2 separate regions of the Homo sapiens genome follow, and region 1 is linked to region 2. Evidence: chromatin loops called from intact Hi-C (ENCODE). Cell type or tissue: mammary epithelial cell. All regions are shown on one strand. Links, peaks and the distances in the headings refer to the core of each region. The heading gives the core; the rest is flanking DNA. Region 1 has its middle 49 kb from the start of PAX7. Region 2 has its middle 5.8 kb from the start of SDHB.

Region 1 (2,914 bases), core at 104-2,603, 1.5 Mb after region 2:
CCTCACTAGGAGTCTGCCCAGGACCAGGCACCCACTTCCCATGGCTGCCTCATGGCTCTGTCCCCACTGTCCTCACTCTTTAAGGAAGCCCCCTGGGGCAGGGGGTATAGTAAAGGATGAAGGAAGTTTATATCTGATGGGAATGTACTGTGTGCCTGACACAACCTTTAGTCATCACAGCATCCCCACAAGGTCAGTGGCACGGCCCCCATCTTAAAAGTGGACAAACTAAAGCCCACGGGACTGGAAGGACTCACTCAAGGTCACCTGGCTGGTAAGATCAGAGCCCCGGGAGTCTGGCTCCTGAGTTGATCCCCTAAACCCCCACCCTCTGAGGCCACGTGAGTGCCCCAGCCCTCAGTGTGTGGTTCCTGGTTTGCACAGATGGATAAATGGCATCACGTGGGCACCAATAGGTGTGTGCCAATGTGTGCCATCCAGATGGGATCCTGCCCTGATCCCTGGCATGACTCTGGCACGTGTATCCTGGGGACACACTGCCATCTGGACAGAACCCAGAGGCACCACCTGTGCTCCCTCCACCATCTCTCCTTCACCATTCATTCGACAAAATTCACTGCGTATCCTGACGTTAGGGAATGCTCTCTGCATCAGGCTCGGTTCCAAGCTCGTATCAATTCACCTGACCCACCCACCGTTTGATGAGATGTGTATTCTTTTTCCTGATGTGCAAGTGAGGGATGTGAGGCACAGAAAAGTTAAGCAACTTGCCCAAGGTCACACAGCTGTTTAATGGCAGAACCAGGCTTTGAACTCACGTGTATCCAACCAGAACCCACTACACCTTCTGGCTTGGTCTAGCTGGCTTTCCCCTGAGGGTCCCCACTCACTGCAGGGCAGGGGGTCTCTGTGTCCAGGCTCCATCTTTCAGCCCCTGTGGAAGAGCGACCAGGCATATCTGCTGTGGCTGGAGAAGAGGCTGGGCAGGTGCCCACCTCCACTCCCAAGCTCTGGTAAGGCTTCTGTTCCTGCTCCTGGGCCACCTCCAGCGAAGCAGTGTAGCTCCCTCTCCTCAAGAGCTCACCCCAAGGTCCCTGGAGGGATGTCCTGAGGGGCGCAGGCATCCAGGGTACCGGAAGGCGCGATCCGGCCCACACCTGCGTCTGGTGGGACGCTGGCGCCACCTCGCGTCCTTCCGCAGCCCTGCAGCCCTCCGCCCAAGAGCTCTTTGGACAGGGCTGGGCCTTGCACCCCAAAAACCTCAGGCCCTCCCGTGCCATCTTCATTTTGTTGTCACGACAGCACACAAAACCACCTGAACTATTATTATTATTATTATTATTATTATTATTATTATTATTATTTTGAGACAAAGTCTCACCCTGTCACCCAGGCTGGAGTGCAGTGGCGCGATCTTGTCTCACTGTAACCTCCACCCCCTGGATTCAAGCGATTCTCTGCCTCACCCTCCCGAGTAGCTGGGATTACAGGCTCATGTCACCACGCCTGGCTAATTTTAGTGTTTTTAGTAGAGATGGGGGTTTCACCATGTTGGTCAGGCTGGTCTCAAACTTCTGACCTCAAGTTATCTGCCTGCCTCGGACTCCCAAACTGCTGGGATTACAGGCACGAGCCACCACACCTGGCCTGAACTATTATTTACTCGGTATATTTTTCTTTAAATCAACTCACTTGTTTTAGCTAGCCTCATCCTGGGCAATAATGTCTGCAAAATCCCAAGTATGATGTGCTGGTCGCATTTTGTCCTGCTACCAATAAACACTAAGTATATACCTTCAAAAATTGTATTCATGTGCCACGTAAAATCGCTTCTCCACTACACTTTAGGCAACAAGCTCATTCATGAGTGTGTTCCCTCTTCCTTGGGTGAGTTTACAGAGGCTGAGAGCCTTCTTTATGGAAAGAGAGAGGCAGACGCCACCCCTGTCCTCACCCAACTTGCAGCCCAGTAGTGGTGCCAGATATTAATCAAAGAATCACAAAAATAAATATACAATGATGACTCATCAATGCTATTGAATTATAAAGCTGATTTCCTATTAGGAAGTAAAGACCACTGGATGAGCCCACGATAAGGGGACTTGACCTGGATGGGGAAGTCAGGGAGGGCTTCCTGAAGGAGGTGGTGCTTGAGCTGAGAGCTGAAGGAAGAGCAAAACATTAACTAGGTGAAGAGGGAAGGAAAGTGTTCTGGGCTGAAGAACCAGCATTTCCGAGAACCCCAGGGCAGAAGGGAGCCCTTCCCATGAGTTCCTGGCCTTCGAACTTGGCTTCCTGCCTGTGGCCAGTGTGGGCATTCTGCCTGTGTGGCCTCCTTCCTTTGCCTTCCTTGCCTCAGCTCCAGCCTAACCCACCCACCCATATCCCCAGCACGACCAGGTTCTTTGGGTCTATTTCCTTTTTACTCTTGTAACTTTGCGGTTTTGCCATCAAGAACCCCATTTTTATATCAAGAAAATCGAATTTGGGGGATTTCCAGTTATTTTTCCAAAGTCACACAGCTTGGCAGAGCCAGGATTTGCACCCAGGCCCGGTGGCTGTGCTCTCCTGCTACATTCAGCCATCTCTCAGCAGAGTCCCAACTCTCATCTCCATGGACTTAGAACCGGGAGATCTGGGAGCACAGCCTGTCTTAGCACTAGCTTGCTGGGCAACTTTGGGCAGGTCACTGCACCTCTCTGAATCTTGGTCTCCTCGTCTGTAAAATAAGAATGCTGCACAATAATGGTATTAATAGCTAACATGTATTGCTCCTCATATCCACGCTTTAAAGTAGACACTGGAGTTATCCCCACTTTACAGATGTGGAAACAAGCTCTGAGAGGTTTAGCAATTTGTCCAAAGCCACAATGCTGGTAAGTAGCAAAGCAGCCTGGAACTATCTCCAATGTGCTTTCCAGTAACAATGCTCCCAATCTGACTGTCCCAAGGT
Region 2 (2,914 bases), core at 151-2,650:
TAATACAGCCTGCTCTATTCCCCGCCTCATTTCACACCTCCAAGCCTTTGCGTACGTCCGTGTCTTGGATCTGGAGTGTCCTTTCCTCCTCCTTCATGTGGTTGACTTGTCATCATTGAAGATTCAGCTCCAACTTTTTCCTCCCTTAGGAAGTCCCTCCTTGATTGTCCCTATCAAAATATCCTCTGCATATGCCATCCATGCATGCAACACCTGTTTTAACAATGACCCATGAATATGTCTGCCTCCCCAGACTATGGGCAATTTGAGGGCTTGACCCACTTGACTCTATTTGATTTTCTTCATATAACTTATTGCTATCTGCAAGTTTGTTTTTAATTCTTTTTTTTTTTGAAACAGAGTCTTGCTCTGTCACCCAGGTTTAAGTGCTGTGGCATGATCATGGCTCACTGCAGCCTCGCACTCCAGTGCTTAAGTGATCCTCCCACCTCAGCCTCCCTAGTAGCTGGGACCACAGGCATGCACCACCATGCCCAGCTACTTTTAAAAAGAATTTTGTAGGCTGGGCTCAGTGGCTTGTGCCTGTAATCCCAGCACTTTGGGAGGCCGAGGCAGGTGGATCACTTGAGGTCAGGAGTTCGAGACCAGCCTGGCCAACATGGTGAAACCCGTCTCTACTAAAAATACAAAAATTAGCCGGGTGTGGTGGTGGGAGCCTGTAATCCCAGCTACTCGGGAGGCTGAGGCAAGAGAATTGCTTGAACGTAGGAGGCTGAGGTTGCAATGAGCTGAGATCGTGCCACTGCACTCCAGCCTGGGCGACAGAGCAAGGCTCTGTCTGAAAAAAAAAAAAAAGTTTTTTTTTTTTTTTTTTTGTAGAGACGGAGTCTCCCTATGTTACCCAGACTGGTCTTGAATTCCTGGGCTCAAGCAATCCTCCTGCCTCCCAAAGTGCTGGGATTACAGGACTGTGCATCTGCGCCTGGGCTGTTTTTAATTCTTTATGAACGTATTTATTGTCAGAGCCTCCCATGACCGATGTCAAGGACTCCCAGAATTGGAATAGACGGAATTGGCAAATCAAAACGTCAACCAGCCAGCGGCACAGATCCTTTCTAGCCCCCACCCCAGTCCCATCTATGATTTTTCTCAGAGAAGCCTTGTCCCTTATGCTAGGGCACTCGGTGGTCATCTATACTAAGGGTCATGGGGCTATTGGGGTGACTAATGATGGTAACTGCCACATTTGGAGGACACATTTGGTACTGTGTACCAGGTCCTATGCAGAACACTTTGGGTACATGTCCTCTCTGTAATCATTTCAGCAACGGCACAAAGTAGGGATTACTATTCTTCATTTACAGTTGATGCAACTGAGCCTCAGAGAGTGTCAACAACTCACCGCAGGTCACCCAGCAAGTAGGTCAGCCTCTTCTGTTAGGTAGATGGGCTGGGCTGCAGGCGTGCGCCTAAGGCTCGTGGGAACATGGTGGTTGCAGCCATTCTGGTCTACCCACAGAGGGTGCTGCTGCCTCACAGAACTACCCAGGGCTCCCTACTGGACCTTGCCAACCTGCCCTTAGAAAGGCCTTATCTAAACTCTCTTCCCTCATCCCATGCAAACCCCACCATATAATTAGACTTCTCAAAATATTCTCTTCGAGTGGGATGGGGACAATCATAGGCTACAGGCTTCTCCAATTTCAAGAGCAGCCTCTATGGAACTCCCGGAGCAAAAAAGTCATGAGCCACCCCCACTCCAGATGGGGCTGCGTTTCACACAGCTGAAGTCAGCTCAGCTGCTGGGACTTAGCAAGTGGTCCAAGGCCTTCTGGGGACTGTCATGCTGCTGGCCCTATAGCAGCACACACACACATACATTTGGAGCTCACCCACCCTGCTAACTTCTGCCTCATTCCCAGATGCCTGCCGTCACCAGCATACTCTCAAATGAGCAGTTAGTTTGTTCCTCTGGATGTGTGTGGGTGAGCACTTTGCAAACACCGTATAATGCCATGATCAAACGCCCTTTCCAGCCGAATCTGGCTTTTGAGCACTGTTTTCTGTCAGAGACACAGCCATGCAAATGAAATGCAAATACGAATAGTGGGTAAATATTCATGCGTAGCGGCGAGATGCCAGCCGACTGGAAACAAAAGTCAGAGAGCTGCAGAACGTTAAAGGCAATTTGACCTCTTAGGGAGGCTGGTAGGTAGAATGGTTAAGTGTGCAGGCCTTTAGGGGTCTGAAACCCTGTTATATCAGCCATTTGCTCTGTGATCTTGAGCAAGTTCCTTAACCTCTTTGTGCATTCATTTCCTATTGTGTAAGACGGTGAAAAAGAAACAGTCGCCTTGCAGGGAGGAGAATTAAATGAGTTAGTGTCTATAGGGAGCCATCAATCTTAAATTGGTAGTGGAGAGCCCAGCTGGGGAAAGGAAAGAGGTAAAAGATAACTGTGCCTTATTAGGGGAAATAGATTATGCTTATCAGAATGGGAAGACTTCAGCATACATACAATGTCAAGGATTTCAGGCAGCTCTAAAAAATTATTTTAGAATACTGTACATATGTAATTAAATTCTCACTATGTAAAAATTTCAAGCAATATAGATAAAGCTTAAATCCCCTCAGTCACACTTCCTTTCCCAGGGGTGATTGCTATTGTCAGTTTCATGGGATTGCTTCCAGATTTTTTTCTTTGTATGTATTTACATATGTATGTTTCTACAGAAATCCATGGCTTTGCTTGCTGTTATTTTTCTATTTTATTTTATTTTATTTTTAGATGGAGTCTTGCTCTGTCTCCAGGCTGGAGTGCAGTGGTGCAATCTCGGCTCACTGCAACCTCCGCCTCCTGGTTCAAGCGATTCCCCTGCCTCAGCCTCCTGAGTAGCTGGAATTACAGGTGTGTGCCACCACACCCGGCTAATTTTTGTATTTTTAGTAGAGA

What was found. A loop is a pair of places that touch in the nucleus more often than their neighbours do. Peaks named below come from ENCODE experiments on the same cell type or tissue, not always from the same donor. Only the 100,000 strongest peaks of a DNase experiment are listed, where the experiment ranks them.
Region 1: a loop joins it to region 2, with 8 times the contacts of the local background. A loop is called at or near these places in 2 of 110 quality-filtered maps.

What each region holds. Positions count from the first base shown.
Region 1 is chr1:18,580,471-18,583,384 of GRCh38, forward strand. No RefSeq gene overlaps it. Among named protein-coding and RNA genes, the nearest start is that of PAX7, 49 kb to the right of the region's middle. In mammary epithelial cell, for the core only: a CTCF peak has its summit at 1,148 (motif pointing left); no DNase peak of the experiment used is centred there.
Region 2 is chr1:17,058,359-17,061,272 of GRCh38, forward strand. No RefSeq gene overlaps it. Among named protein-coding and RNA genes, the nearest start is that of SDHB, 5.8 kb to the left of the region's middle. In mammary epithelial cell, for the core only: a CTCF peak has its summit at 1,475; a DNase peak (open chromatin) is centred at 1,463.